2 separate regions of the Homo sapiens genome follow, and region 2 is linked to region 1. Evidence: read pairs that join two places in POLR2A ChIA-PET (ENCODE). Cell type or tissue: MCF 10A. All regions are shown on one strand. Each heading gives the region's core, and the rest is flanking DNA. Links, peaks and the distances in the headings are about the cores only.

Region 1 (16,485 bases), core at 5,432-13,431:
ACCTCTGCCTAGATGGAATGCAAAACTAATCCCGTATCAAATGAAGGTGTCAAAGGCCATCAGGAACTTCCCCTGCTTATGACCAGAACATCCCTGACAACATATGTAGTGATAACAAACAAGAAGATTTGGGTTTGCTGGTTATATATTGTCTTATTCCATTTGTGCTATTGTAAAAAATAAAAACTCACACACTGTGTAATTTACAGTAGAAATTTATTTTTCCCAGTTCTGGAGGCTGGGAAGCCCAAGATCAAGGCACCAGCAGGTTTAGTATCTAGAGAGGGCTGCTCTCTGCTTCCAAGATGGTGCCTTCTTGCTGCATCCTCCAGAGGGCACAAACTCTGTGTGCTCACGTGGCAAAAGGGATAAAGGGGCGAACTCATCCCCTCAAGCCTTTTATAAGGCACTAATCCATTCATGAGGTCTGTTGGTCTAATCACCTCCTAAAGGCCCCACCTCTTAATACTGTTGCATTGGGGATTAAGTTTAAACATGAATTTTGGGGGACGCACTCAGACCACAGCATGCATACAAACACACACACACAACTTCCCCATACAAATACAGATATATACAAGCACATACAAGCAAACAACTATGTTGCACATGTCATCTAGAGAACCTTGGCAGGCAAAGGGTCAGATTATTTTTCTCTAAAGATCCTGGCCTTGGGGTAGCCATCTTTTTCTTGTCAGTTCTCTTCTTTTACCCCTTCTCTGTAACATCCAATGTCAAAGTTTAAAACTATTAGGGGGTGCCAGGCATCTCAGGATGCCAGCCTTACCTCCGATGAGTAATTAATGAAATTAAATTCATGTACCTGACAAGGAGGCATGTATGGGGATGTTCTTCATACCATTATTTGTCATGGCATAAAGCTGGAAACAATCTAAATGTCCATCCATAGGGGATGGCTCTACAAACTGTGGTGCAGGTTGAGCATCTCTCATCTGAAAATCTAAAATCCAAAATGCTCTAAAATCCAAAAGTTTTTGAGCACCAAAAAGATGCTCAAAGCAAATGTTCACTGAAGCATCTTGGATTTCAGATTTAGGATGCTGAACTGGTAAGTAGAATGCAAATAATACAAATCTCAAATCCAAAACACTTCTGTTCCCAAACATTTCAGATAAGGGATACTCAACCTGTAGAGTCAATCCACGGAACATTTATGCTGCAGTTAGAATGAGGAAGACATATAGGGACTAATATGGAGAGGGATCTAGGTCACTTCTGTTGAGTGACAAAAGCAAGTGGCAGACTACTACTTACCATATGATTTACATAATCATTTCTCACCAATAAACAAAATAACATGTTTAAATAGCCATGAATATACTTGTAAAGGCTCATCAAGGTCTTCAAGGCTAAGCACAAATGGAAAACCTCAGATTCTCTGGAGAGTATGAGGAAAGGGCCCTGGGATTCGGACTAGTGGTGAAGGACCTCAGTCTTACTTGACATTTTCTGATTTTGTTTATAAGAACGATGTATTTATGTATCACTTATACAATTAGAAATAATTTTAAGATGTTTAAATAAATTGGATATGTCTTTCCTAGCAATGGGACTTCTCCCCCAACATACATAAAAGAAACAAAATAAAACAAAGTAACTCTTCTCGGCTCCAGGAACCTCAACTTGACAGCTGACAATTTCTCTATTCATCATTCACTCTTCATTCAACAAATATTTCCTGAGGGCCTACTATGTGCAGGCCCAGTTCTGTAAACATCTCTTCTCTCAACACAGAGCCTCCTACTCCAGAGTTTCTTCATTCCCTAATACTCCACATAATCATGTCTTAGTCCCAAGTGCTTTTCCACCGCCAGTTCTGCTTTCCCAACTCTTAGCCTGAGCCCCAGCCCTCTCATTCTCCCAGGCACTCAGCAATTCCTTGACAAATATTAAGATAACCATTAGCCTCTGTACCACTTAGCTCCACTTCATTGACTCCAACCCTGACCTGATGAGAGCATTCTCAAGTCTACAAAGGCTAGGAATGAATGTGGAGTGGTCTTCCCCACTAAGACCACCCCCAACTCTCATAGTAGGGACATACACAGTGAAATGCAAATCTCCATCTGAAAAAGGCTTCCCGCCCCTTGCTAGACACAGCAATAGGATTGTTATTCTGAGGCTTGGATTTGCTAACCTCCCAACCATGCATCCATAGGTCCTGCTCAGGCTGCAGCTGGCAAGAAAGGAGACATTTAACACACTAACAGGTTTGCTTCCTATATCAGGCTTTATATCATTTCTGCCAATGCATATTCTCCTGGCCAAGGATGAGCTTCACTCTTCCTTGACTTTTCAAAACGGCCTATGGACCTTGCATGTGAAGCCCAGTTTCTATTAATTTTCCTTTCTCTAGTCTGCTTGCAAAACCAAAAAATGTTAAAAAGCAAAAGCAAAATTCCAAAGGGCATGGTAGTGGTTTGGCAAGTGGTAGGTTTCTCCGGGAGACAGACAGAATTTGTGGGTAAAGGGTTAAACATTAACACGCTTCCCTGGAAGGACTCTCTACCCTGGTAATGGAACCCAAGTGCAAACTTTGGCAGGAATCAAACATTAGCTCATGACAGGTGTAGGCTTCACGCTGGCTGCCGCTGCATTTCCAGCAAAAAAATTGGGGACGTGGGGACTACTCCATGACACAGTAGGCTGGAACAGATTGCTTTGCAGAGATCTCTTCTGGCTGAAATAATTCCCTATAACAACTTCCTTGACATGCTGTCAGGATGGCCTGTTTCCAAGGTCATAGCTGGTGCATAGGGATATAATAGACATCATCTGTGGTCTTCCAGAGATTAAGTTGCCAGAACAACTGCACTACAGCCTTCAAATAGAGCCATTCACCCATTCCGCAACCTTTACTAAATTCGGTCCCCCTGTCACACACTCCCCGGCAGCCTCCAGTTGTTCCCACATTATAATATTGTTCACTTTTACTGCAAACCTGGGGTCACAAACTCAAATGTCTATGGGAGCCAGCCAGATAATATAAATGAACAAAGCAGGCTACATGATAACCAGAGGGTCCCTGCCTGCCTAGAGAGAGAGGCCACTCAGTTCCAGTTGATGATGTTAACTTCAGGATGCTTTTCTTGAATGGAGTTCTTTGCAGATCTCTTCTGGTTGAAATAAGTCTATACCCAATGTCCTGACACTGTCAGGATGGGCTGTGTACTAAGTTGAATCATTGTATTCCACTTATACACAAGAAACCTCAGAATATGACCTTACCTGAAAATAGGGTCTTGCAGATGTAATTTGTTAAATTAAAATGAAGTTATACTGGATTGGAGTGGGCCCTAACTCCAGTGACCTGTGTCCTTTAAGAAAAGAGACAGAGAGGCTGTGCACGGTGGCTCACGCCTGTAATCCCAGCAATTTGGGAGGCCGAGGCGGGTGGATCACCTGAGGTCAGGAGTCCGAGACCAGCCTGGCCAACATGGTGAAACCCCGTCTCTACCAAAAATACAAAATTAGCCAGGTGTGGTGGCAGATGCCTGTAGTTCCAGCTACTTGGGAGGCTGAGACAGGAGAATCACTTGAACCCGGGAGGCAGAAACTGCAGTAAGCCAAGATTGGCACCACTGCACTCCAGCCTGGGCCAGACAGAGCGAGACTCTATCTCAAAAAAAAAAAAAAAAGAAAGAAAAGAAAAGAGACAGAGAGATACAAATACGCACAGAGAGGAGAACAATGTGTGCAAACAGAGGCAGAGCTCAGAGCAATGTTATCCACCAGCCAAGAAATCCCAAGCATTGTTGGCACCTGCCAGAAGCTGGGACAGAGGTATGGAACCATCCAGCTCAACAGAGGACTCCTTTGGAGTCTTCTCATTTTTTTTTTTTTCTTATAAAAAGGCAAGATCTTTCCATGAAAAAGAACAAAAGCAAACTCGTGCATGGGCCTCTGTGCTACATGGTTTCTCATCTGAACAACCACAGAGGCCCCAGCCCACTCTGGCCCCTTTTAATCCATTCTCCACATTGCGGCCAGAAGGATCTTTTGAAAACTCAAATCAGATGATGTCACTCATCTCCCTGAAATGCTTTAATGATGTCCCACTGCTATTTCAATAAAGACTAACATTGTTACCATAGCGTATATGGCCCTGCAGGCTCTCGTCTCTACTCCCCCTCACTGCCTTGGTCTCACTGGATTCCTGTTGCCTCTCTGCCCTATGTTCTCTTCAACCTCAGGACCTTGGCACATGCTGATCTCACTACCTCAAATATCCTCATTCTTCCCACTCCCACAATGCACACACACACACATTCATGTATATACCTACTTCCTTCACCTGGCAAACGCCTACTTATCCTTCAGCACTCAGGTCAGCCATCATGTCCCTGACCACTCATCTAAAGTTAGTCCAGGCCGGGCGTGGTGGCTCACACCTGTAATCCCAGCACTTTGGGAGGCCAAGGCAGGAGGATCACTTGAGGTCAGGAGTTCAAGACCAACCTGGCCGACATGGTGGAACCCCTTCTTTATTAAAAATACAAAAATTAGCCAGGCGTGGTGGTACACGCCTGTAATCCCAGCTATTTGGGAGGCTGAGGCAGGAGAATGGTTTGAACCTGGGAGGCGGAGGGTGCAGTGAGCTGAGATTGCACCACTGCACTCCAGCCTGGGCAATAGAGCAAGACGCTGTCGAAAGAGGGGAGGGGGAGGGGGAAAGAAAGTTCAATCATTTTCACAGTCATCATACCATGTCCCTTTCAAATTTAGCACCTCTCACCAAAATCTGTGTGATCATCTGATTCACATCTGCCACCCTCATTAGACTGTTATCCCTTGTGCCTAGGACGGTGCCTGCCACACAGTGTGGTCTCATAGGAGACAGGACAGTGTTCATCTCTCCAGGGAATTTGCATGTTTGATTTTCTCCTACTCCAGGTTAAAAGTTCTCTACAGTCTTTTTACTTCAGTTGTCCTTGGATTGTACTTTTGTTTTAGGTACATTTCACATTTTGCACTGTTCTGTTATGTTCTAAGTCTTCTGACTATGCGCCACAACTGTGGGGAGGGATTACATTGTGATCATTATTGTCTTACACAATGTATAGTATGGGGCCCTATCATATTTAATAAGTATTTGTTGGGTTACTAAAGACGTATTTTTAAACCTTTCCTTTTAATAATGGTAAGGAAGGCTTTATACAGTTGTACAGGCAGAGTGTAATGGCACAGAGGCTAAGAGACAGGGCTCTAGAGTCTGAAACCTGCTTGAATCTGCTTTGTGCCAGGTGTAACTCAGGGGAGGACAGGTTTTGGATGGGAGGGCCACTTCTTTGCAATGCTGATTCTAGTTTTTAAGAAGCCTTTATTAGAAATGTCAGGTTTTTGGCTGGGAACAGTGGCTCATGCCTGTAATCCCAGCACTTTGGGAGGCCGAGGTGGGTGGATCACTGGAGGTCAGGAGTTCAAGACCAGCCTGACCAACATGGTGAGCCTGGGAGGCAGAGGTTGCAGTGAGCTGAGATCATGCCACTGCACTCCAGCGTGGGTGAGAGAACTAGACTGTCTCAAAAAAAAAAAAAGAAAGAAAGAAAGAAAAAGAAAAAAAAAAGTCAGGTTTTCTACTGCACGGATTCCATTCTATTGTAAATGCCTTGCTCAGATGGGTTTAAACTCTTAAGTTTCACTATCTGTTTTTAGCTGGGTGCTATTCCTACCCCCAAAAAAGCATTTGATAATGCCCAGTGGCATTTTTTATTGTTATGACTTGAGCTAGGGGGTTGAGGGGGAGGATTGCTACTGGCATCTAGTAGGTCGAGACCAGGATGCTGCTAGACCTCCGACAGGACACTGAAGCCACTGCTGCCACCACTGCCGCCACTGCCACCACCATTACCACAACCAACACAATCGCCACCGCCGCCACCACCTCCAACAAATAATTATCTGGCTCAAAATATCAGTAGTGCTGAAGTTGAGAAACCTTGTTCTAGACCATTCTATTTCAATGTCCTAGGGACTCTGGCCTTATATTCATAGACATCATGTCACAGGCTTGAGTAACTTAGTCTCTATGGCATTTCAATCAGCTCCTCTTTTAAAAGAAGAGCCTTTGACAATAATCAGTGTGTTTTAAAACTTTGTGGACCATACGGTAGTTTGCCCTGACCCAAATTAAATCTCTCATCTCTCCCACCCAGGCCCCCAGATTCCCCATTTTGGCCATGGTCCTTCAGAAGAGTCCAGAGAGCCTCAAGGCACTACAGGCTGTTCAGTGCGTGCAAGAAATCTGTGGTTAATCACTTCAACCTGCTTTACTTCAACAGATTTTCGGAGACCTGTTTATTGTTCCACTGCTTGGCTACTCTGGAGTTATCTATGACCGAAGTCTTACATTTGTTTGCAGAGCAGAAGAAGGTATATTTTTATTCTCACATCCCTTCCAAGTCCCTGAATTAAATTAGTGTGAACTTTCCAAAATAAATTCACCTTTGAGATGAAATGAAGCATGGAAAGTTTCAACCCAAAGGATACCTTATTGGAAAGTTAGAAGCAAATGAAAATAGGGATTATGATGATATTTTACTGTAACTTCAGCACTTGTAGTTACAAAGGCTAGAGTATTTGTTCATAGAAAATATTCTCTAAAGGGTTGATGCATGCATTCCAGGACTGACGTTCTTCAGACTCCAAGGGAAAAAATAGAACGGAAAAATCAACACATGTGGATCTAATTCTGCACCATGTCACTGGTTAAAATCCAAGGAAAGAATGTTTTATCAGAATGAGACATGGGGAACAATCAATAATAGGAAGGAAGACCTCTGATTCTCTCACTCCACAAATGTAATTTGGTGGACCATGATTGTGGTCTAGCAGCATTTGTCAGCAACTGCAAGTTCACATTTTATGTGTATAAGCCACCACGATTTTTCCTACAGAAAACTATTCTCATAGCTCTGGGCAATTTGTAATATAGACAGATGGTAGGGCATTTGGAGTTGTTTTTTTTTCTCTTAATACTCAACATGAGAAAACATTTCCAATCACTTCCAACCCCTGGAAGATTTGAAATCTGGACGATTCTAAGCATGCACCTTTTAAAAAATCAATCCATAGCCATAACTGTGACTTTGCCCACATAAGGCCTAAATACTATTAGTCGAAGCAGCATTAAAAGTAGTGTAGCAGGTCAAGTGTGGTGGCTCACGCATATAGTCCCAGCACTTTGGGAGGCTGCGGCAGGTGGATCACCTGACGTCAGGAGTTCAAGACCAGCCTGGACATGGTGAAACCACGTCTCTACTAAAAATACAAAAATGAGCCGGGCGCAGTGAGCCGGTGTGGTGGCAGGCGCTTGTTGTCCCAGCTGCTCGGGAGGCTGAGGCAGGAGAATTTCTTGAACCCAGGAGGCGGAGGTTGCAGTGAGCTGAAATTGCGCCACTGCGCTCCAGCCTGGGCAACAGAGTGAGACTCCATCTCAAAAAAAGAAAAAATAAAAAAACCAGAACTGCTCTGTAAAGCAGGGTTCCTGGAAGCTCAGCCCTCCCTTCATCCTCCTGCCCCCATCCCAATACTCTTCTTGGTTCCCTGCTGTCCGGATAATCACATGAAAAAAAAATTGTTTCAGGATGAATTTTTTTATTTTCAATTGATTGAACTGGCATCATTTAGAGCTGGTCTTTACTTAGGCCACGAGAGCATGTTTGTACTTCTCCTTAATTTTAATACCTCACATAAATAGTAGTTACTGGGGAATATAATCTGGGGGGTTTGACTTTCGTTTTTACTCTCCTTGACTCTGTATTATGTTTTTTATTATTTCCTGGAAAAGGCAGTTTTTACTGTAAAAAATAAATAAATCCTGGCTCAGCATGGTAGCTTATGCCTATAATCCCAGTACTTTGGGAGGCCAAGGTGTGAGGATCACTCGAGACCATCCTGGGCAACATAGTGCGACCCCATCTCTACAGAAAATTTAAAAGTTAGCCGGGTGTGGTTGCATGAGCCTGTGGTCTCAGTTGCTAGAGAGGCTGAGGCAGGAGGACTGCTTGAGCCCAAGAGGTCAGGGCCACAGTGAGCCATGATTGTGCCTCCATCCTGGGCGACAGAGTGAACCAGTCTCAAAAAAAAAAAAATCAATAAATCAATTTTGAAAAAAACTAACATGTTACCAAGTTTCCTTTTTGCCCTTTTGGTTAATTTTTTAGATTGTATATTGGGCAAAAGGAAAAGGGACAAATTTCATCTTCTGTTTTCTTCACCTATAATTTGATCATGTATATGGAGTTAGTTAAATTGATACACACTCTAAAGCCAGAAAAGGGTCTGACGCATTCTCCCATCTGCATTTTCATTAACATAGTCTTGATGAATGTAAGATGCTGGCACTGTGGTGTCTGCCACCCACTGACGGTCAGTATTGATTTTGCTGCCTTGGATGGCTACACAGAGATCCTGCCCTATATCGTGGCCCCATACGTGCACCACTTTGCATCAAAGAATCCCCATTTTCAGATGAAGGAAGATAGTTCGTCTGTTAAGGGCATGTCCTTGGCATGGGCTAACGAAACAATCACATTCAAAACCTAAAGGTTATGTGTATATTGGGTAATTCTAGATTTTTTAATAAAAGCATTTAGTAAAATTCACAGAACCTTTAATTTATACTTGGAATGCAAAGACATCTTTAAAACCTTTTCTCACTGGGCGCAGTGGCTCACGCCTGTAATCCCAACACATTGGGAGGCCAAGGCAGGTGGATCACCTGAGGTCAGGAGTTTAAGACTAGCCTGGCCAACTAGTGAAACCCCCTTCTCTACCAAAAATACAAAAATTAGCTGGGCCTGGTGGCACATGCCTGTAATCCCAGCTACTCGGGAGGCTGAGGAAGGAGAATCACTTGAACCCGGGAGGCGGAGGTTGCAGTGAGCTGAGATCATGTCACTGCACTCCAGCCTGGGTGAAAAAAAAAAAAAAAGTTTTTGCATCAGAAAATGGTCCCCTCAAAATGCATGTTATCACCAAAACAATAATCACCACCTCAGATCTGTAATCCTGCCAAAGAAAGCTATTCAATGGGGCAGTGAGATGACAGGGGCTCACAGAAGCTCATGTTCCCTGAAATATCCTTTGCATTTGTCTTTAAAAAGCATGAGGGGAAATCAAAGCAGCTGAAATTGTGGCTTTTTTTTTCCTGGCCAGATCTGAAAAACAATATTCCAGAAGCTGTGCATCTTATCTTATGGTCCACATTTCCAGTGGGGCCGAATACAGAAAGTGCATTTGGATTGGCACGTGGTTTGAACTATTTTACTTTAGAGAAAGAAAATTGAGCAATCTTGGAAGAACTCCATATTCTTCTTTAAAAAAAAATTTTTTTTTCTTAGGTTCCTCTTGAAAACTACTTTGAGCAGGAAGGAAGGGTTTGGAACAGCTGTCCCTCGGTGAGTTTGGAGAATGTTAATCACTGTCCCTTCTCTCTTTTACTTAAAGATTAGCTCACATCCCAGGCCCCTGCAAAAGGAAACCGCATATACTTAACTTTTGAGACTATCGTGAGGAACTTTTCTGTAACAGTAGTAGCATGTCAGCCAGATCTAAAAGATGCTCAAGTCTGGAAACTTACCCCAAGGCAATGAGAGCCCATAGGGTCAGCAATGGGCCGACTGGACATTTGAGAAAGTCATTTATTTCTTGACTAAATTTCCCCAGGAAAAAGTAAAACTTAAGAAAAACAGAGCACAAATGAAACTGCCATATACATAGGCATCTGCAACTTTAACCAAAGGGTGCTCTCAGGCAAGGTGACCCTGCATACACCATGTCAGCTTAAAAATATTATATTAAAGGCATTTTCCTCTGTATATTAAGTAAGGAAACATGCAGGGAAATAGATAACATATAATTCCATTTTAATAAAATAATGATTCCTCCAATCCAAGATTTTAAAAAGCTTTTATACGATTATTTGAGCACAGAGCTAGATGTGGAGGGATGTACAACCCACTGCGAATATTTGTAACAGGGAAGAGAGTAAGAGGAGGAGGGAGGAGGTGTTTTTAAAAAAAGAGAAACAAATTTTCTTGGATAGAAATTTTTGGAATTTTTTGTTTTGGAAACAAATTTTCTTGGATAATATGCATGCCATAATATTATGGAAAATTAAGACTAAAATTCTATCTTTGGTTTTATTGTAAAATGCAAACACTGAGTATGTACATAGACAAGAAATACAAGGTGACACAAATGGAAACTTGTTTGCTTTAGGATGAAATCATGGATAATTCTCTTAAAGCAATTGCCATAAGCCATTTTAGAAATATGGAATATGATACATTCTCTACCTGTGGCCAATACCCTTTATAACACACTGGTTAGATATGTAACCTTGAGACAAAAATGAAATGCATCTTAAAAGTCGGTCTGAGACTCTGTGAATACAGGTGGTGGTCTATGGAGTCTAAATGAATCATTCAGGCTAGAGAATTCCAGCCACACACACAAATGGGACAAGAAGTGAAGCCGTTCGCCTCAACGACTGATTTCCTTGGGCACCTGGTGGTCGCGAGGTCTGTGACCCCAGGAAAAGCTGGAGGCCGACACACCAGAGCTGCACAGCACTGAAGGGAAAAGCAGCATCTGACCCAAACATTTGAAACAGGTACTCTGAGTCTGTCAATATGGCCACAAGATGCTCGCTTTACATGGTGGATAGGAAACTGATCAGAAAAAAAAAAATAAGGAAATAAAATATTAAAACATGTAAATGTGACGGAAATTATAAACAGCCTAAAGCTCCTCTCCCTTCGGGAACAGCTGTGTCTGCTAATCCCTCGAGGAGTCCTCCCTGCGATCCCCCTTCCTTCCTTCCTCCCTCTCTCTCTAATAGCTCCCTTGTTCCTGCTGGACAAAACTAGCCCTTTGTGGCTGCTCTCAGAACAACATTAAAAACAGGAATAGGGAAATTGTAAACAGGAGGCTTCTGGCCTACAGGCGAAGACACACACAGGCCTCTGAGGCCTACTTCATGCTAAGCAAAGAAACAGATCTTTGTTGCTAAAGGGATTAGGACCGCGGGATTTCGGAGGCACTGCTGAGGCATTCAGCTGGCCTGAAGTAGGGGCTTTGTAAAGAGATACCTCCATTAGAGGTCTGTGAGCGGAAATCATTCATACTCTTTATACAATCTGGGTAATGTGATAGCGCTGGCCTGTTAAACGCCTCTGGTGAGGCAGGGTCCCATCTCCTTGAATGGTAAATTCTTTAGCAGCTAAATAGATGGTGGTATAATTACCTTCACTGAATTTTTCTGTGGGGGGTGGGGGTTGTCTTCAACCTTTAACCCTTAGTGGGAATAACATTAAAGGATCACCCAGTGTCAGGGAGGCAAAGACTTTCCATGTCCACTCGGAGATAGTCTTTGGCCTTCTGTTGTCAGCATAATGTGATTAAAAAAAAAATGGAACTCTTCATGCATCATCTTAACATATAGTGAATGTCCACTTTGTCCCCACATTCATCAGGATGATGACTATATCCATAATTGCCTCTTTCCATGTCCCTTGTCTAGACAGCCCTCCAACTTGCTTACCTCATTCCTGTCTAGTCCGTGCCCACTTTCCCCAGCCAGGCCTTCCTTGACTTGCCCTCCCCAAGTTGGACTGGTACCCTTTCTGTAGTGTCCACGCCTGTCTCTCCCACTGCATTTTCCATAAAGTGGAGGACTATGTGTGTCTGCCTACCCCCATAGATGATGAGTTCCTAGAGGCTGTGGCTTATTTACCTTTGTATCCACAATGCCTGGCTCTTAATAGATGTCTGAGCTGTGCACAGCACAGTGTGAGATGGACAGGTTATTTGGCCTTTAGACTGGTCCCTGTGGTTGCTGGAAAGAACTTTCCTAGTGAACCTAGGGGTCTTAAGAGACCAAGCAACATACACTGTGGCCAGTTAGGAAAGAAAAAGTGAGTCCTCCAAAAAACATAGCAAGTGGTCGCTTCCCACAAATGGCCAGCCTCTTTCTGAATAACTTGGCTGACCTTGATCCTGCCTCCACATTCTTCTTGGTTAGGGAATAGTCACCAGTAAAATGGAAATGTTCTTTGGGTTCACATTTGGAGTCCCTGGATCCAAATATTAATTATGGTTTCAGCTGTTATATACTTAAAAAAATCAGAGCCAACTCCAGACTTAAAGTTAGAACTGAAGAGGGAAGAAATGATGCATCCAAGCTAAGAGACACTTTCCCTGGTTTTATCAGCCCATCCTGGAGGGCTAACAAGTTCATTTTGGGAGAAAGTGTGGCTCTAGGTAGATGTGGGGTTTGCAGTCATTTCACTTGGAAGGAGTCCTGGATTCTGTTTATAAGATATGACTGCAAATACGACGGAGGCTTTGCAACAACTGTTAGAAGGCAGGGTTTTGCCTGTATGGATGTTCTCAGAGATCTGGGTTATGCTTCTATAAGGGCATGACCTTGAACATCATTAATTGTTGGTTCTTTCCATTGTTCACAATTATCTTTCTAGATTACCTCTCTCTTCTCACCATTTGGCAGATAGGACTTTCCGCTCTTACATTATTAACAATCACTGTCTGCAAAAAGCAGTTAAATATGGAATCAAGAAAATAGCTATGAGGCCATGGGTTTTGTCTCTAATTCTGCCACTTACTTGATCATCCACTCAACCAAAAAGTACTGAGTCCCTACTATGTGCCGCACACTGCACCAGGCACTGAGAACACGGAGGTGAGCATAGCATGGGACTCAATATAAACAGGGGTGGACACATGTAACAAGAGAGGCTGAGACCATGACAGCCACCTGCACATGGCTTTCTGGAAGCATGAAGCAGTGAGTGCCAGAAGGAGTTTAAGGAAGGCCCCCAGAAGGAGATGAGAACTTAGCTCAGAAGATCCTGGTAGGGAAAAAAAAAAAAAATCCATAAACATATTTCTGATAATTGAGGAAAGTTGAATACAGACTGCATATTAAATATTATTATATTGATTTTAAAATTCTTGAGCATAATGGCATTGTGGTTATATAGGAGAGCATTTTCGTTGTTGTTTTTAGTTTCCCTGGCTGGAAAGCAGTCGCTATTCATAGGCGCGATCACAGGATCACAGCGCAGTACAACCTCAAACTCCTGGACCAAGAGATCCTCCTGCCTCAGGCTCCCAGAGAGCATTCTTTTTTTTTTTTTTTTTTTTCTTTTTTTTGAGACGGAGTCTCACTCTGTCGCCCAGGCTGGAGTGCAGTGGTGCGATCTCGGCTCACTGTAAACTCCGCCTCCCAGGTTCACGCCATTCTCCTGCCTCAGCCTCCCGAGTAGCTGGGACTACAGGCGCCCGCCACCACGCCCGGCTAATTTTTTGCATTTTTAGTAGAGACAGGGTTTCACCGTGTTAGCTAGGATGTTCGCGATCTCCTGACCTCGTGATCCACCCGCCTCGGCCTCCCAAAGTGCTGGGATTACAGGCGTGAGCCACCGCGCCCGGCCAAGAGCATTCTTAGCCTTAGGGAACACGTGCTGAACTATTTATGTGTGAGGAGTCATGATATCTATAGGTTCCTTTCAAAGAGTTCTGAAAAACATTTGTTTTCCTGTGTGTGTGTGTGTGTGTGTGTGTGTGTGTGTGTGTGTGTGCGCGCGCGCGCACATACATACAGCAGGGGTGAGGAGAGAATATGGCAAAATGTTAATCAGTGAATCTACGTGAAGATACATGAATATTTCATGGTACAATTCTTTGTGTTTGAAGTTTTTCAAAATAAAACATTTGGGCCGGACGTGGTGGCTCACCCTGTAATCCTAGCACTTTGGGAGGCTGAGGCAGGTGGATCACCTGAGGTCAGGACTTCGAGACCAGCCTGACCAACATGGCGAAACTAAAATACTACTAAAAATACAAAAATTAGCCAGACATGGTGGTGCACACCTGTAATTCCAGCTACTCAAGAGTCTAAGGTGGAAGAATCACTTGAACCTGGGAAGCGGAGGTTGCAGTGAGCTGAGATCACGCCATTTGCCCTCCAGCCTGGGCAACAGAGCAAGACTCCATCTCCTAAAATAAAATAAAATAAAATAAAATATAATAAAATATAAAAAATTTGGTAAACAACTTGAAATACACATACAGGTTGAGCACCCCAAATCTGAAATGCTCCAAAGTCCAAAACTTTTTGAGGGCCAACATGATGCTCAAAGAAAATGCTCATTGGACCATTTTGGATTTTGGATTTTTGTATTTGGGATGTTTAACCAGTATAATGCAAATATTCCAAAATCTGAAAATCTTCTGTTCCCAAGCATTTTGGATGAAGGATACTCAACCTATATGTAAAGCTATTTCAAGGGCTAAACACTGCACTGAAAAAAGAAGGCATTTGTCAGATCAAGACAGAGGGGAAGGCACTCTAGGGAGAGGGTATGGTGACAGCAGAGGACTTGGAGCAGTAGCCGGTACATCAGTGAAGGCAGGGACTTCATCCGGATTGTTCCCTTCTGTATCCCCACACATGGAACTGCTCCTGGCACAGAGTCTGCACTTGTGTGGATTTGTCAAATGAATGAAAGAGTTAAACAGTGTCATTGATGTATGTAGGGAACTGCAAGCAGGGCAGACTACAGTGAGCATAAGGTTTGCATTAAGGAGTGAGAACTGGTTTGGCTGTGGAGGCAGGGGGCCTGGTCATGGAGGTCTTTGTATATTCTGCCAAGGTCCTGGGGCTTTATCCTATGGGCAACAGGAGCCATGAGCAGGAGGCAATGCCATCAGATTAGCATCCTGAGGGACCACCCTGGCAGTCAGATGTCACGTGGAGTGATGGAGCACAGGCCTGGAGGCAGGAGACAGGGGTACCAGCCAAGATGCCTTTGGCTTCCTTAAACACAAAACTCTGACTGAAATTGGCTGAATTTATCAAGGGACGTATTATCTGGTATAGCTGGAAGCTCTGAGATGACAAACAACACGGAAGACTTATTCAGTGGCTCAACAACATCACCACGGACCCAGTTTCCCTACCGCTCTCCTTCTCATCACTCCACTTCTCTCTGTGGCTGGCTCTGCCTACAGGCTGCCTTTTCTCATCTTCAAGAGATGGCTGCAGCAGTTCCCAGGGTGACATCCAGGCATCCAGGCACAGTGATGACCATAGACAGAAGGGAGCCATCTCTTCTATGTATCTTTTTTTTTTTTTTTTTTTTTTTTTTTGAGACAGGGTTCACTCCCATTGCCCAGGCTGGAATGCAGTGGCATGCTCTCGGCTCACTACAACCTCCTCCTCTCGGGCTCAAGCAATACTCCTGCCTTAGCCTCCTGAGAAACTGGGACTACAAGTGCACACCACCATGCCTGGCTAATTTTTGTATTTTTAGTAGAGATGGGGTTTCACCATATTGGCCAGGCTGTTCTTGAACTCCTGACCTCAAGTGATCCACCCACCTCGGCTTCCCAAAGTGCTGGAATTATAGGCGTGAGCCACCATGCCTGGCCTATTTTATGTATCTCTTTCTTAGCAAGATAACTTTTCCAGAAGCTTCCCAGCAAACCCTCCCTCCCATCTCACTGGCCCCGATTGGGTCACACACCCCATTCCAAAATCAATCATTGTCAGGGGATAAGTTTACATGTCTGGCTTAGCATAATTTACACATGGTGAGAGTCAACTGCTATGAATCATCAGTCAAAACTCTTGAAAGGCTACTGGGCCAGGCAACAGATGCTAGCAGCCCAAGCTACAATAATGGTGGTAAGGGATGGGGAAGTAAGAATAGGTAAGATTTATTTAGCAAGTTATGTTGGTAGAGTTTAGTGAATGTGGGAGGAGGAGGGAAAGGAGGAAGGAAAGGACACCCTCATCCATATTTCCAGCTTGGGTGAGCAGGTTAGAAGGAAGTTTGCTAACTGAGATAAGGTACACGGTGGGGAGGAGAGGTGGGTTTGGGGAAGAGATGGTCTGGGGCAGGCTCAATTTGAAGTGCCCATGGGCACTGGAATAAGACATTGAACAGTCAGTGGAGTGCAAACCATGATCCCAGGGTGGTGGTCCATAGTCAGATCTAGTTCTCGGATGGGCTTTGGTTCAGAAAGATGTTAAAAAAAAAATTGAACCAACATTTACTCTTTGAGAGATTCCAAATAGGATTATGTATTTCTAGCTTCTGTGGGAAAATTGGAAAATCTGGTGACACTGGCTCTGAATTCCTATGCATCAAGAGTTGGCTGGAGCCCAGCAGCAGCCACCCACTTTGGCTAAAACCAGCAGCTCTCTGGTCTGCCACACTCACAGTCAGTTTCATTCATTTTCTTTACCTGCTTGGCCCCTGAGGACATTTCCATCTGACACCTCTGATGGGGAAGAGGTCTGAGCTGCAGATATACATCTTGGAGTCACCGGCATTTAGGTGGCAGCAGAAGCCCTGACTGTGGGTGCCATTGCCCAGAGATGAAGTAGAATGAGAAGCAGTCAGGGAAGTATCCCTGGGGCCATCAAGTTTT
Region 2 (16,485 bases), core at 3,699-11,698, 130 kb after region 1:
AACTAATGCTTCTAAAACTTCCTGCATCTCTACGAGGTAAGTACTGGTCTCATCCCCATTTTGCAAATACAGAATCAGAGGCACAGATATATTAAATAACATACCTTTGGTCACACTGCCAATGTGGCACAGGCCAGGATTAACACCCAGGCTGGGTGACTCTAAAGCCCAAATACAGAGTGGCCTCACTAGCCCACCTCCCCTGTATGTTAGGAGGTCCCAGCATTTTTTCACCCTTAATGTGTGCACCTCCAATGAACTTCGTACATAGCAGGACAGTCACCAGGGAGCCCAGAGTGTGAAGCAGGGAAACGCTGTCACTGCAGATGTGATTGCAGCAGGATAGCCCTACTGGGCTCACTGACCAGCCAGAAATTAAGAGGGAAGGGAGGTAAGGAGGGAAGTGGGAAGTAAGTAAAATATGTGAAGGCCGGGCGTGGTGGTTCATGCCTGTAATCCCAGCACTTTGGGAGGCTGATGTGGGAGGATCACAAAGCCAAGAATTTGAGACCAGCCTGGGTAACATTGATAGACCCCATCTCTAAATAAAAAAAAAAAATTTTAATTAGTGGTGCACAGTGATAAGTGCCTGTAGTCTCAACTACTGGGGAGGCTAAGATGGGAGGATTGCTTAAGCCTGGGAGCTTGACGCTGGCTACAGCGAACGGGGATCACGCTACTGCACTCCAGCCTGGGTGACAGAGCAAGACCCTATCTCAAAAAAAAAAAAGGTCTTGTCACTTCATAGCTGTGACCTTGAACACATCACTTGACCTCTTTTTTTTTTTTTTTTTTTGAGACAGAGTCTTCGCTCCGTCACCCAGGCTGGAGTGCAGTGGCACAATCTCGGCTCACTGCAAGCTCCGCCTCCCGGGTTCACACCATACTCCTGCCTCAGCCTCCCAAGTAAGCTACTTAGGACTACAGGTGCCCACCACCACACCCAGCTAATTTTTTGTATTTTTTAGTAGAGACGAGGTTTCACCGTGTTAGCCAGGACGGTCTCAATCTCCTGACCTCGTGATCCTCCTGCCTCGGCCTCCCAAAGTGCTGGGATTACAGGCGTGAGCCACCGCGCCTGCCCCACTTGACCTCTTTGATTCACAGTTTCCTTATCTATGAAGTAAGGCTTAAGAACTAATCACTGTTTCTGTAAAATAAAGGATTCTCCACCCCCACCTTAGATAGCAAGTACCTTGAAGAGGACAAATGTGACATTCAAGGTGCCTTTTTTTTTCTTTTTTTTTTGAAATGGCGTTTTGATCTTGTTGCCTAGGCTGGAGTGCAGTGGCGCCATCTCGGCTCACCAGAACCTGCGTCTCCCAGGTTCAAGCTATTGTACTGCCTCAGCCTCCCAAGTAGCTGGGACTACAGGCATGCGCCACCATGCCTGGCTAATTTTTGTATTTTTAGTAGAGACGGGGTTTCACTATGTTGGCCAGGCTGGTCTTGAACTCCTGACCTCGTGATCTGCCTGCCTCGGCCTCCCAAAGTGCTGGGATTATAGGCATGAACCACCACGCCCGGCCTTCAACTTGTCTTCTTAACAGGGTGCTTTATTCCAAAGAAGGGGCTAATTTAAGGCAAACCGAGTAGTGCAAAACGATATGTGTTATGGGTCATCCAGACCTGCATTTGAATCCTACCTTTGCTACTAATATTAAGGAACCTCTCAGAGCTTGGTCATTACTGTTAATATAAAAATAACTAGGGCCAGGCACAGGAGTTCGAGACCAGCCTGTGCCAACATGCGAAACCCCATCTCTACTAAAAATACCAAAATTAGCCAGGCATGGTGGTGCACGCCTGTAGTCCCAGCTACTGGGAGACTGAGGCACGAGAATCATTTGAACCCAGGAGGCAGAGGTTGCAGTGAGCCAAGATCACACCACTGCACTCCAGCCTAGGCAACAGTGTGAGACACTTACTCAAAAAGAAAAAAAAAAAAAATTAGCCAGGTGTGGTGACATGCTTGTAATTCTACCTACCTGGGAGGCAGAGGTGGAAGCAGTGCTTGACCTCAGGAATTTGAGACTATAGTGAGCTAGGATCACGCCACTGCACTGCATCCTGGGCAACAGAGCAAGACCCTGTGTCAAAGTAACAGCAGACTAGGTCCACAACAGACTATTCAGAAGTTCAAAGAATTTTGCAAATATGCAAAGATAACACCACCAATTTGTATTTTCAGGGACTCACTCCTTTTCTGGTTGTTCCAGGAAAGGTTTTATAAGCCTCCTTTTTAATTTTTTTCATTGTGGATATGGAAGTGGTTCCATTAGCCAAGATATATGAATTTTTAACAACTCCCTCCCCCAAAAAATGATCCATTCACATAAATGAATCTTAGTCTTCATTTTATATTGATAAGCTGCAGGGCTGACACAATGTTTTTTTCTTTTAAAACTGTTTTGTCATTCTGAGAACGCGATGCTTTTTGCAAACACCCTTTTGAGGGAGTCAGGTCTTTCCACTGTGACAGAAAAATGTGCCGTGTCCAAAAGTGTGTTTTGAGCAGCACGGCATTCCTCCAGGCAAAGAGGCGGAGCAATTTCTTTAAATCTTGAAGATTTGAAGGAGAAGCTTCATCCACCATCTCTGTCTTGGGCCAAAAAGACAAAAACCCACCCTCTACCAGGGAAGTTTTTAGGAAACAAGCTCTGGTTTTCTCTGCAAACGATTCTGTCTTTCTTTAGAAAGAGTTCAGCTATGTGGGACTAACCCTATTGTAACATCTGTATTCAATCTGCATCTGCACAGAAAAGTTTGCTTAGGGAGCATCTCCAGGTACAGGGAGAAATGGGCTGGATGACATAAACCAGAGGGAGAGAGACAAACCAGGAAGCAGAACACCAGCACTCTGTTCTTCACCTTACCACTTCCAAGCTGTGCTTTGGCATGTCTCTTGACCTCCCTGAGACTCAGTTTCCTTATCTGGAAAACAGAGATAAAAACACCTTTCCTGTCCACTGCAAGAGAGTTGTTCCTTCCCTCCCACCTTTAGCCAAGCAGAGAACTGCTGCCACTCTGACCCAGCTGTGACCCAATTTGCACACATATAATAATGACCAAGTAGTGCAGGGGTTGCAAACTCAAGTGTCTGATGCAAAAATGAATGAATGACATGTAGCCGATACTGTCGGTGCCTCACCCAGAACCCTCTGCCAGTTGTCAGCCCCTCTGAACATCAGTGTAATTCCAACAGCCCAAACCTTAGACCTCCTATGCTGTGTCCCTTTACTACCACTACCAGGTAGTCAGTAGACCTTAGCCAATGACCTTGCCTCAGGCCAAGACAACTCTGGAGTTCCCTGTAGGCTCAGGCTGAAGCTACCCTCCAAGGGCCTTTGCATGAAATTGCACCTTTGCTTGGTTTCTTCCCCTTTCCAGTCCCAATTCCCTCACTCCCTTGTCAGCTTCTGCTGTTTCAGGGTCTGCCCTTGGGTAACCCAGCCTAAGATAAAAGACCTGGGAGTTGGCCGGGCGTGGTGACTCATGCCTATAATCCCAGCACTTTGGGAGGCCGAGGCAGGCGGATCACAAGGTCAGGAGTTCGAGACCAGCCTGGCCAATATGGTGAAACCCCATCTCTACTAAAAATACAAAAATTAGCCAGGTGTGGTGGCACACGCCTGTATTCCTAGCTACTCAGGAGGCTGAGGCAGGAGAATCGCTTGAACCCGGAGGGAGAGGTTGCAGTGAGCTGAGACCACACCACTGTACTCTAGCCTGGGCAACAGAGTAAGACTCTGTCTCAAAAAAAAAAAAAAAAAAAAAAAAAAGACCTGGTAGTTCATGCCACATCTAAAGGGGGCAGCTGCTGCTCAGCTCCAGCCTATCCAACCACGTGAAGATGCAGGTGCAATGTTTCCAGACATTCTGATGTTTCAAGAGAGTCTAGAGATTTTTTTTTTTTTTTTTTTTTTTTGAGATGGAGTCTTGCTCTGTCGCCCAGGCTGGAGTGCAGTGCCGCGATATTGGCTCACTGCAACCTCTGCCTCCCGGGTTCACGTGATTCTCCTGCCTCAGCCTCCTGAGTAGCTGGGACTACAGCCGCCCGCCACCACGCCCAGCTAATTTTTTGTATTTTTAGTAGAGACAGGGTTTCACCATGTTAGCCAGGATGGTCTCGATCCCCTGACCTCATGATCTGCCTGCCTTGGCCTCCCAAAGTGCTGGGATTACAGGCATGAGCCACAGTGCCTGGCCAAAACTGCCAATTTTTAAGTGCTGGCCATTTAATTTTTTAAAACTTCACACTATGGAGACCAAATTAAACACATCTGTGGATCAAGTCCAGCAATTTCTAAGTACCAAGTGCCTAATATGTATTTAATACGCTGGCCCCAAGTTCTTTGCATGTGTCATCTCATATAATCCTCACAACATATCCTGTGAGACAGACATTATCCCCATTTTACAGAAAAAGAAACTGAGACAAAAGAGAGGTTAAGTAACTTGCATAAGTTCATATTGCCAGGAAGTAGCAGAACTGATTTTCAAACCAAGCTTTGTCTGACTGTAAAGACTGTGCTCTGAACCACTGAGCGGCTCTGCCTTCCCTTCTATATTTAAGCAACTCCCCGGAGGGGAATCAGAAACTTAGGTGAATAAGTCACCCAACATGTGGGTTGAGGAGAGGGGCAAGAGGGGAGGAGAAAAGCCTTAAGCATAATGTGCGTTAGAGCATTGTCCATAACTGTGACAAACCGAGGACAGTGCAAATGCCCAGGAGGAGAAAATGGTTACACAAATAATGGTTCACGGAATTCTGTGCTCTCATTTTAAACAATAAGTACGAAAACTATAAAGGAAAATATCTATAATACAATACTGAGTGAAAAACACAGACAAAATCATACTGACCACAAAGTTGGCAGGTTTTGGATGGAATCAGACCTGGGTTTGAATCCCAGCTCTGCCAACTGTGACTATAGGACCCCTCAGAGCCTCCGCTTCTCCAACAGAGTAATTGGGATAATAATTCCTCCCTTCTAGAGTTATTGCAAGGATTCGGTGAAAAATATGTAAAAGGTTTTAGCACAACCCAGGCCCATGGTGAAAGAACTCACACCATGTGCAGATGTGTGTAGGAGCAGGGATAAAGACGAGAAGAGACCCCAGGCAAATGGGCAGGGTCATTTAAGACACTGAAACATTATAAGAATTTCAATTTTTTCATCTAAGGTTGTTACAATATCTCAACAAAGTATACAAACATAAATGAGGGCTTTGAACTAGAGTTATACAATTAAATAAGTTTCCTCTAATTGACAACCCTGCCCTTCTCACTCATCCTGGGAGGTGCTGTGCTTACAAGTATGAGGTCAGCTCTTGGGACAATTTACACAGAAATCAGAAATTATGAGCCTCTGTAGCTTCTCCTCCCCAAGCGCATGCAACTCTTTAGCCCTGCCTATTACCTGTTTTCTTAAGGAAATCTTCCATAAAGGCCGGGCGCGGTGGCTCACACCTGTAATCCCAGCACTTTGGGAGGCCGAGGCAGGTGGATCACAAGGTCAGGAGTTCGGGACCAGCCTGGCCAAGATGGTGAAACCCCGTCTCCACTAAAAATACAAAAATTAGCCAGGCGTGGTGGCAGGCACCTGTAATCCCAGCTACTCGAGAGGCTGAGGCAGGGAAATTGCTTTAACCCAGGAGGCAGAGGTTGCACTGAGCCGAGATCGTGCCACTGCCCTCTAGCCTGGGTGACATAGCAAGACTCCATCTCAAAAAAAAAAAAAAAAAGGAATCTTCCACACAAAACCAGGGCAGGAAGCATCGAGGAAGGAAGGCTGAGGATGAAGGGCAAAGTCGAAATGCAAAAACACCGTAATTAACGTTTTGTTTAGAGGCGCTTTCAGAGATTTTGAACCTTAGTCTCAGAACCATTAGACACCCTTCAGCAAACCACAGGGCTGTCCACCAGGGTGTCAGCCCCAGTTCCTTCATTCACTGTGAAACGTGCACCTCGCCTACGGGTTCTCCCTGCTTGGGTTCTGGAAGCAGGCTACGGCAGGCCCTGTGCAGTGGGCGGGGTGTGTTCAGTCAGAGGCAGATGACCGGGGCGGGGCTTGTTTCGAGACAGTTATCGGTGGAGACAGGCTCAATTATTTTCATTATATGGAGTCAACAGAGACAGGAGGCATAATGGGTCTCAGTCAGAGAGGCAAAGGTTAAGGTAAGGGAAACAGGGGGAACCAAGGGGGGCCCTCCCAGGCCCACCGTGACCACTGAACCATGATGCCAGGGAGGGTGAGTGAAAACGGGAAGATGTCGGGTGTTTGTCTGGTCCTGCTCTGCTGGATCCAGCATGAACCCCTGGAGAGCCAAGACGGCATTTCCTGTGTGAGTGACTCTAAAAGCTTCCAGACAAGGCAGGTGTGCTGGCTCACGCCTATAATCCCAGCACTTTGGGAGGCCGAGGCTGGTGGATTGCTTGAGCCTAGGAGTTTGAGACCAACCTGAGCAACATGATGAAACACTGTCTCTACTAAAAATAGAAAAATTAGCTGGGCATGATGATGCGTGCCCGTAGTCCCGGCTACTTAGGAGGCCGAGGTGGGAGAATCGCTTCAGCATGGGAGGTGGAAGTTGCAGTGGGCCAAGATCATGCCACTGCTCTCTAGCCTGGGTGACAGAGCGAGACCCTGTCTCAAAATAAATAAATAAAAATAAAAGCTTCAGGTGGACAGAGCTTCATCAGGACCTCATCTGAATGGTCCAGCATTAGAGGGCAGAGTACCCTAAGCCCTCTTCTCTTGCCTTCCCACCCCTTTATCCTTTTCCTCTCCATAAATAACAACCAATGTTATAAGGGTTTGCTGCGTGCAAGGCACGGTGCTGAATACCTGGCACATATCTTTTTTTTTTTTTAAGACAGGGTCTCGCACTGTTGCCCAGGCTGGAGTACAGTGGCATCACAGTTCACTGCAGCCATGACCTCCCTGGCTCAAGCCATCCTCCTGCCTCGGCTTCCTGATTAGCTAGGACTACATGCACACACAACCACACCCAGCTGATTTTTGTATTTTTTGTAGAGACAGGGATCTCTCTATGTTGTCCAGGCTGGTCTTGAACTCCTAGGATCAAGCAACCTGAACATACGTTATTTCACTCTCTCATTAAACCTGTCAGGCACTGTGATGATCCCATTTAACCAATGAAGAAATTGAGACTCAGAAAGGGTTATAGGACTTGCCCAAGCCAGTAAGGGGCAGAATCAGCAAACCAAGGTCCATTGGGCCTACAGCCCAAGCTCTCCACTACAAGTTTCCTCTTTTCTTTTTTTTTTTTTTTTTTGAGGCGGAGTCTCGCTGTCTCCCAGGCTGGACTGCAGTGGCCTGATCTCGGCTCACTGCTAGCTCCGCCTCCCGGGTTCACGCCATTCTCCTGCCTCAGCCTCCTGAATAGCTGGGACTACAGGCGCCCGCCACCACGCCCGGCTAATTTTTTTTTTGTATTTTTAGTAGGGACGGGGTTTCACCGTGTTAGCCAGGATGATCTTGATCTCCTGACCTCATGATCCGCCCGCCTCAGCCTCCCAAAGTGCTGAGATTACAGGTGTGAGCCACCGTGCCCAGCCCCTTCTTTTTTCTTTCTACTGTTTACTGCTTATCCTCTGCACAGGCCAAAGGCCTCTCCCTCACCCTAAACCAGGCCCTGTACCTGTGTGGGTTTGGGGGCTACTCAGTAAGGCCCTTCAGGTGGAGGAGTTACTGTTTCTGAGATTTCTCAAGAACAGGAAACTTCCCCTTGCTGCCTGCAATAAATCCAAGCCTGCCTTCCTTTGTGATTTCACCCCGGGAGCAACACTCCAGCATGACTCATCACTGGGCCGGCAGGAGATCTCCTCTGGAGACTAGAGGTGACCTTGGCCAGGCACTCACATCCTGTGCCTGTTTTCCCGTTTGTCAAGTGGACAGCCCCAGCCTCCCCACCAGGCTTGTTGTGAACTATATGGCTGAACACAAAGCTTGTAGAAAATAATTTTTGAAACAGAATCTAAAATACTGACAATTACTCTAACTTCAGCCTATGTCCCACACACCAAACCAGGATCTAAATCCTTCCCAACCTTAATCCTGGCTGCAAGAGTTCTCCTGCACTCCTGCTGCCTTCTTGGTGTATGGTCGAACTAGGATTACTGGAAAAAAGACAGCTGACAGGGACAATAACCCGTTTTCCAAATGCGATGGGTCACTCCTCCTTCGGCTCCCCCATCACCCTATATTATAAGCACTTAGTTAATATCAGCTAACATTAATGAAACCCTGATTGAATATGTAAATTTATATTGTTTTGCTCTGGCAGGGCGCAGTGGCTCATGACGGTAATCCCAGCACTTTGGGAGGCAGAGGCAGGCAGATCACCTGAGGTCAGGAGTTTGAGACCAGCCTGGCCAACATGATGAAACCCCGTCTCTACTAAAAATACAAAAACTAGCCGAGCCTGGTGGCGCATGCCTGTAATCCCAGCTACTCAAGAGGCTGAGGCAGGAGAATCGCTTGAATCTGGGAGGTGGAGGCTGCAGTGGGCCAAGATCGCGCTAGTGCACTCCAGCTTGGGTGACAGAGTGAGACTCTGTCTCAAAAAGAAAAAAAATTATTTATATATATATACACATATACATATATATATACATATATATACACGTATATATATATATGTATATATATAGTTTTACTCATGTAACCCCTTATTACTAGACCCACTTTGCAAATAAGAAAAATTAAGTTTCAGACTGGTTGATTACAGAAACTCAAAGGTCACACACAGCTGGCAGGTGTCAAAGCCCAGATTCAAGATCGGGTCTGTCAATCTACACACTGTACTGTCTTCACTTTGTTTTAAAATTACAAATCCCGGTACTACTCCCTAGCCACTTTCTCTGCTTTATTTTATTTTATTTTTTGAGATGGAGTTTCGCTCTGTTGCCCTGGCTGGAGTGCAATGGTGCAATCTTGGCTCACTGCAACCTCCACCTCCTGGGTTCAAGCAATTCTTCTGCCTCAGCCTCCTAAGTAGCTGGGATTACAGGCATGCGCCACCATGCCCAGATAATTTTTTTTTATTTACTAGAGACATGGTTTCACCATGTTGGTCAGGCTGGTCTCGAACTCCTGACCCCAAGTGATCCACCCGCCTCGGCCACCCAAAGTGCTGGGATTACAGGTGGGAGCCCACCATGCCTGGCCCCTTCACTTCATTTTTCTGCATAGTTTCTATGCTCTTTGGTAAGAAATTAACAGTCACAACCCTCCTTTACCCAGGTAGAATGTAAATCAATGTGGGCAGGGATTTCTTGGTGTTTGGCCACTGCTGTATCCCCTCAGTGCCTAAAACAATGTCTGACACATAGTATCAGCAAATACTCAAGGTATTCAATAAATATTTTGCCCAAAACAAATTAATTTAGCCAAAAATTCTCATTAGCTATTTTTGACTGTCCTTTCTACTAGATTCTAAATTTGACAGCATTTTCTTCATCTCAGTCCCCATAACTGCCCCCCATCCCTCCCTGTTTCAAGTTTAGAATGACAGTTTTGAACATAGCAAAATATTATTTGATACTGCAATGTGATTTGGGGGTGGCCTGCTGTTTGGGGAATTCATTCTCCTCTCCACTCCCCACAACAAATGGGCACTCAGTAGAAAACTGTCTTAGGAAGGCTGGAAAATGTCTAGCACTTTCTCATCTTATCCCTCGGTTAGGTTCCTCCCGTCCCTGCTCCCTGAGGCTGATGGACAGGCAGGCGGGACAGCCCGATCGATCGATGCAAAGGTGCCCTCCTCCGCTCTTGTTTGCTGCTGCGTTTCTGACTCACATCTTCCCTGGGCTGTGGGAAAGTGTTCAGTGTGTGGCTTCACAAACTGCAGTGCAGCAGGGAGAGCGGGCAGTTGGAAATGATATGGAAAAGAAAGGATCTAATTAAGCAGAGTAGGTGATAGTGTCGGGAAGAAAAAGCAAGCAAGTGGCAATTTGGATATCTGCCTGCAAATAAAAGAGATGACTGTCGTTTTCTCCTCTGGCTCCTGTTTGCCCTATAAATCTCAGTTCACAAATCCAAGTGTTTTAATTATCGCTGTATAATACAACATGCTGTGCTGGGACTATCTTAGGGAAATTAAAACAAAGGAGGGGGAGACAGAGGGATTCAGGCTACCCCGTTCTCCCGTTTCTCTTGTTTACAATAATCCAAAGGTGTTTCTCCCCCCTTCTGCCATAAACACAACATGGGGTTTTCCAGTATTAAACTTATCACCTTCCTCCACTCACAAAAAGGAACTTCAGGCCCTAAGCTGTTGTCAACCATGCAACTCAGTTGCCAGGTGTCACCTTGGCCACTGTTGCTGTTTAATCCCCAAGAAATCAAAAGAACCAGGTCATGAATGAAATGCCAGGTCCAGCTCAAAAAGGAGAGTCCCTAGTGGGAAGCAGCATGATGATTAAAACTAGCATTTGAATATCACCTTCGCTACATACTAGCTGTGTGGCCTTGGGTAAATCATTTAACCTGAGTCTCACACTTCAAAGAAAACAAAACAGTGATAAGCAGGATTAAACATATAAGACTACAAAGCACTTAGCACAGTGCTCAACACACAGCAAGTGCTATGCAACACAGTCCCATCTCCAGTCTTTATCTCTGCCATTTCAAATACCTACAGTAAGCTTCTCCCAGGAAGCTGCCTGGTTCACTCCTTCCCTTCTACCTTATCAGTGAGCCTTCCTCACCCTAAATAAAATAGTAGCCCTCCCATCACACACACTGCATTTCCCCTTACATGCTTCATTTTTGTCCATAACAAAGTACTCCTTGACATTTTACATATATACACATACATTCACGTGTCGCCTAACGACTGGGGTAAGTTCTGAGAAATGTTCTGAGAAATGCTTCGTTAGGCGATTTCATCGTTATGCGAACATCGTAGAGCTAGAGTGTACTTACTTAAACCTAGATGGTATAGCCTACTACACACCTAGGCTATACAGTACAGCCTATTGCTACTAGGCTACAAACCTGTACAGCATGGTACTGTACTGAATACTGTAGGCAACTGTAACACAGTGATAAACACTTGTGTATCTAAACATAGAAAAGGTAATGCACTGCACTAAGCTAAGACATTAGGATAGCTATGATCTCACTAGGCAACAGAAATTTCTCAGCTCTATTATAATCTTATGGACCACCGCCGTTATCTGCAGTCCATCATTAACTGAACCATCATTATGCAGCCTACGACTGTACACATATATATGTATAGACATATACACATATACATACACTTACATATATATAAAATTATTTTATTCGGGCATCTTCACCTAAATTCCAAGAAGGCAGAACTTGTGTTGACCACTGTATTTCCAACGCCTGTAACAGTAGTGCCTGGCATGTAATGGATGTTTAATAAATATTATTAACGGGACCAGTAAATAGAAGCTATTTTTTCTATAATGGTTGGAAGGGCCCTCATAGACCACCTAGACCAAAGTTCTTCACAGGCCAGGAAACTCAGACCAGGTGGCATCAGATGACCTGCCCTATGGTTCCAGCTTCCCCAGAACTGAGTGGCGGGGACTAGGGACCCTGACTTCAGTGGCTTTGCTCTGCCTCAAGTCAGCCCATTCAGTGCCCACAACAACTTAGCAGGTTGGTGCCCTGTGCTCCTCATCTGAGGAATGGAAACAAGGAGATGGTTCACCCTCCCAAGTGTCAGGATGTGGATGTCCCAGTGACTGGCATTCTATAAAAGCAAAAAGGACAGGTGGAGACACAGAAGTCCGCTCTGGAAATCCATCAACAAATGTCCTCAGAGTTGAGGAACTGCAGACAGCTGCAGCACAAAGGAGCCAAAGGCCACTGTCTTTCTCTCTCAAAATCCACCCGCACCAAGGACCCTCTTGGCTTTCTAAATGATTGAAGGCAAGCAACTGTGGTCTCATTTCTGGGGTGCCTGGATGACCTCTTGCACAGACACAGGGGATTCTGTGGAGAAAAATGCCAACCCCTGCTCCATCATTTCTAGGTGCACGACCTCTCTGGGTACCAACTTTTCGTGGCTTAGGATCAAATGAGAAAACACGTGCACAGCACCTGGCACAGTGCATGGCACATAGCAGGCACACGAAAACATTAGCTGTTAGGAACCGCACGTTTAATATTCAAAGTCAACCCTCCATACATCTCACCAGCTCTTACCATTGCCCCCTAGAGCTGAGAAATCTGAATAGAAGGGCTTGCATTGGACTGGGGCTATTCAGCCTTAGAAATCCAACTCCAGGTAATCGTTTAAAGGAGCCCATTTTCCTATTCAAGTAGAGTGAAAAGAACTCCACCTCAGTCCCCAAGCCACTCAGGACCTCTCATAAGGCTGGCAAAGGGAAGATTCCAGTCTGAGAGCACTGGCCACCTAACTCTATTCCCAGAAAGTGGAGTCCGGCCCAGAGCTCCCTGGAAGTTGAGGTAACAAGACCCAACAAAAATATCCTGTATTCTCTTCACCACCTGTCTCCGCAAGCGAGTAATAAGACAAAGTATTAAAGAGAGACATCACCAGTAATCAGAATGTGGTAACTAAATGAGTCTTTTGTCTTCCACTTACAATGTGCAAGCTGGTCCGGTTCCTCAGCCTCTCTGAACCTGCTTCCTCAACTGTTTAAAGAGAAAAGCAACCTCTACCTCCTGGGGCTGGTCAAAGGATGAAATGAGAGAATTCTGTTCAGCGGTGTCTAGGACATTAGCTGCTGCTTTTAGTTCAAGAAGCCCAGTGCAGCCTATGCCGGAATAAGCATTACTTGCTCCAAAAGAACACTCTGTACAGCAAAGGCAGCCCTTTCCTAGACCACAGACCACACCACTCCAACATGGGCCACAGGTTGGGAGCAAACACTTACTCCACCAGAGGCTTCCTGAAATCTTACAAGCAAATGGAGTGAAAGTAGAAACTGAGACCCAAACAGCTTCTGAAAAGTGGATGCCCGGCTGGAAGTGGTGAGGGACGTTCCCCCACGAAAAAACTTGGACTTGGCAATCATTGCTTTGGACTTCGCAATGTAAATTGCCACTTTTGATGACTTGGGGATTCTAGAATGTTCCGGTCGCTCACTGATTCACAAATATAAGGTCTGGGGTGACCTAAACCTGCATGGTGTGTTCCAAGAGCCCCCAAAGCGTTCCAAGAGCTGGTGACTTTCGGCTCACGTAACTAACCTGGGCCTCAGTTTCCCTCCAGACCCTAACGAAGGAGATAACGGTTGTTGCCTCTACAGGGAAGCTGCGAGGCTAAACGGGGATGGCGCGCTAAGGCGCTCCCTAGACACAGCACGGAGCTCCCCGCGCGCGGTTCCCATTCGCTCCCGGAGAGAAGGGCGGCGCGCGGGCTCACACAAAAGCCCAGGACCTTCCTCCGCTGCAACTGTAGAAAAAGCAACTGGAACGCGAGCTGGGGCAGCGGCCGGGCCGGGGGCTCCTCCCGCAGGCGCCCAGGAGCCGCTCGGCCCGTGGCCCGGCCGGGGAGCAGGCGCCCCGCGGGAGCGCTGAGGCCCCGCTGTGCCGAACCGGGCGGGGGCGGAGGAGGCGGAAGCGGGGGCGGCCGGAGCGCGGTGGGGATGTTTAAAGGAAATTTACAATCATTTCCTCTCTGTGGTTTGGTGACAAATCAACAACATCCTGTTCTTTTGTGAGGCTCCGGGCGCCTGCGAGGCGGAGGCAGCGCTCCGGCTCTTAAAGGGACACACACAGGGCCCCTCTCCCAACGGTTCCCTGCGGCTCCCCCCCAAAAAAATACAGCTTCCTCAAGGCGTCACCTCCGGGGGCGCGCGGCCGGAATGCGGGGGCTGTGGCCGGAGCCGCCGCCAGGCCACGACCTGGATCGCGTCCCTCACCACCCCCCACCCCGCCCGACGGGAGGAGACGGCCGCGGCGGCGGCGCACCAATCTGAAGGACGTCCCGGCCCGGGGCCATGTCCCGCCGAGGGGGTGGGCAGGGGGCGGAGGGGCGTCCTCCCGAGGGTTCCCGTCCCTCCCCCCAACCCCAGGGCAGCTCCGCCGGGCTTCGGACCTCCGGGTAGTTATCCCCCTCCCCCAATCCCCTGGCCTCGAGTTTTGCAGTCCCAAAACTCTGGATTTATGGTTAAAATGTCGACGTACGCACAGGAGGTTTATAAAATGCCAAAGCAGAGACTTCCCGAGCTGTAGAAGTAATGAGAATCAGATGGTCGGGACCAGGAAAAAAAAAAAAAAAAAAAAAAACTACTCAACTGGCCTCCTGGGATTTCGTTCATTCAGTCATTTAATGAGTATGTTTTACTAAGTGCTGGTCACTACTCTAAGCCCCCGCACCGCAGGAACAACACAGATACGGTTCCTGCCCACAGGGGGCTTAGATTCTCAAAAATGAATGAACAGGATTATTTCACATCTACAAGTGCTATGAGTTTTTTAATGGGTCACATTCTAGAACAGCGGCTTTCTGTAGGGACACCTCTCTGAGGGGTCTGACCTGAGGCATCCAAGGATGAAAAGGCAAGGGTGCTAGGAAGAACTGGGTTGGAAAGGTCCAAACATTATTATCAGGAAAGAGCTCAGAAGTCTCATCCCAAAGACCGAGTGAAGGGCAGCCCCAGGGCTGCATTTTCCCCTTGAATACAAGCCTTGATAAGGGGCTTGGGTCCTTCTGCTCTTGCTATATCGCCTGAGCCTTTCCTTTCATCTCTCGGCCTCACAGCTTCCTATAAGGAAAATGAGACACTGAACTAGATACAGTACTTCTCAACCTAGGTGCAAATGAGAATTCCCAGGGAGGCTTTCAAAAACACTGACACCCCTGACCCCACCTCAGACAAAGGGAATGAGGATCTTTGGTAATGGGGCCTAGGCACTGGCATTTCTGTAAGACTTCAAAAGTGAGTTTAGTGTACAACCAGGGTTAAGAGCCACTGACTTAGGGCCGGGCGCGGTGGCTCACGCCTGTAATCCCAGCACTTTGGGAGGCCGAGGCGGGCGGATCAGTTGAGGTCAGGAGTTTGAGACCAGCCTGACCAACATGGAGAAACCCCGTCTCTACTAAAAATACAAAATTAGCCGGGCGTGGTGGCGTGCACCTGTAATCCCAGCTGCTCAGGAGGCTGAGGCTGGAGAATCACTTGAACCCGGCAGGTGGAGGTTGCGGTGAGCTGAGATGGCGCCATTGCGTTGCAGCCTGGGCAACAAGAGCAAAACTCTGTTTCAAAAAAAAAAAAAAAAGAGCCACTGACCTAGATGATATTTAAAGTTTGGGTTTAAAATGCAGTAAGGTGGCTGGGCGCAGTGGCTCACGCCTGTTAATCCCAGCACTTTGGGAGGCCGAGGCAGGCAGATCATGAGGTCAGGAGATGGAGACCATCTCCTGGCCAACATGGCGAAACTCCGTCTCTACTAAAATACAAAAAATTAGCCGGGCGTGGTGGCACCGCCTGTAGTCCCAGCTACTTGGGAGGCTGAGGCAGTGGAATCCCTTGAACCCAGGAGGCAGAGGTTGCAGTGAGCCGAGATCGCGCCACTGCACTCCAGCCTGGTGACAGAGCAAGACTCCATCTCAAAATAAAATAAAATAAAATAAAATAAAGTGCAGTAAGAAGGCCAGGCGCGCTGGCTCACACCTGTAATCCTAGCACTTTGGGAGGCCAAGATGGGCAGATCACCTGAGGTCAGGAGTTTGAAACCAGCCTGGCCAACCAGCCTGGCCAACATGGTGAAACCCTGTATCTACTAAAAATACAAAAAAAAGTTTAGCCAGGCATGGTGGCAGGCGCCTGTAATCTCACCTACTTGGGAGGCTGAGGCAGGAGAATTGTTTGAACCTGGGAGGCGGAGGTTGCAGTGAGCCGAGATCGTGCCCCTGCACTCCAGCCTGGGCGACAGAGGGAGACTCTGTCTCAAAAAAATAAATAAAAATAAAGTGCAGGAAGAGCTATTTCAATTCAGGGCATAATCATCCACGTTCATTGAGTGCTTAGCAGCTGCTATATAATACCCTAAGTAAGCTACATATGTATTTTATCTAATTTAAGTTACAAAGAAAAACCTTACCAACTTAGATATTATTATTATTCCTATTTACAGATGAGGAAACTGGGTACAGGGATGACACAAAATATGGTCAAGGGCACACAGGTATTAAGTGGTCTTGTCTGTATCCTGTAAGCTGAAATGCCATTCCAGTGGCAAGGAACAAATTTCTACCTAATGGGGTTGTTAATAAGGCAGAGTAGCTACCCAGAGAAGAGCATGGGGTGCTATAAGCCCAGGTTGCTCATACATCTTGGACAGAGGCAGCGGACTGGCCTAGATGCCCAGAGTTCAGGTCTTAAAAGAGAGATTGTAACTCAAAGAAAACAGACTTTTATGTTTCTTGGTGCTAATCCTCTCGGTCGTTTTCAGAGATGATTCCCATAAATTGTTAAAGGTATGCCTTGGCCAGACAGAGGAAACA

What was found. Peaks named below come from ENCODE experiments on the same cell type or tissue, not always from the same donor. Only the 100,000 strongest peaks of a DNase experiment are listed, where the experiment ranks them.
Region 2: POLR2A ChIA-PET joins it to region 1 with 6 read pairs; 5 of 35 experiments call an interaction of 5 or more read pairs at or near these places.

What each region holds. Positions count from the first base shown.
Region 1 is chr5:142,485,943-142,502,427 of GRCh38, reverse strand. No RefSeq gene overlaps it. Among named protein-coding and RNA genes, the nearest start is that of SPRY4-AS1, 170 kb to the right of the region's middle. In MCF 10A, for the core only: no CTCF peak of the experiment used is centred there; no DNase peak of the experiment used is centred there.
Region 2 is chr5:142,354,278-142,370,762 of GRCh38, reverse strand. All of the region lies in intron 3 of SPRY4-AS1 (SPRY4 antisense RNA 1), which reads right to left. Among named protein-coding and RNA genes, the nearest start is that of SPRY4-AS1, 37 kb to the right of the region's middle. RefSeq lists enhancers at 6,147-6,196, 6,434-7,155, 7,156-7,875, 7,665-7,959, 14,100-14,901 and 1 more and silencers at 9,681-9,919, 13,413-14,062. In MCF 10A, for the core only: no CTCF peak of the experiment used is centred there; DNase peaks (open chromatin) are centred at 6,022, 6,412, 7,162, 7,822 and 1 weaker place.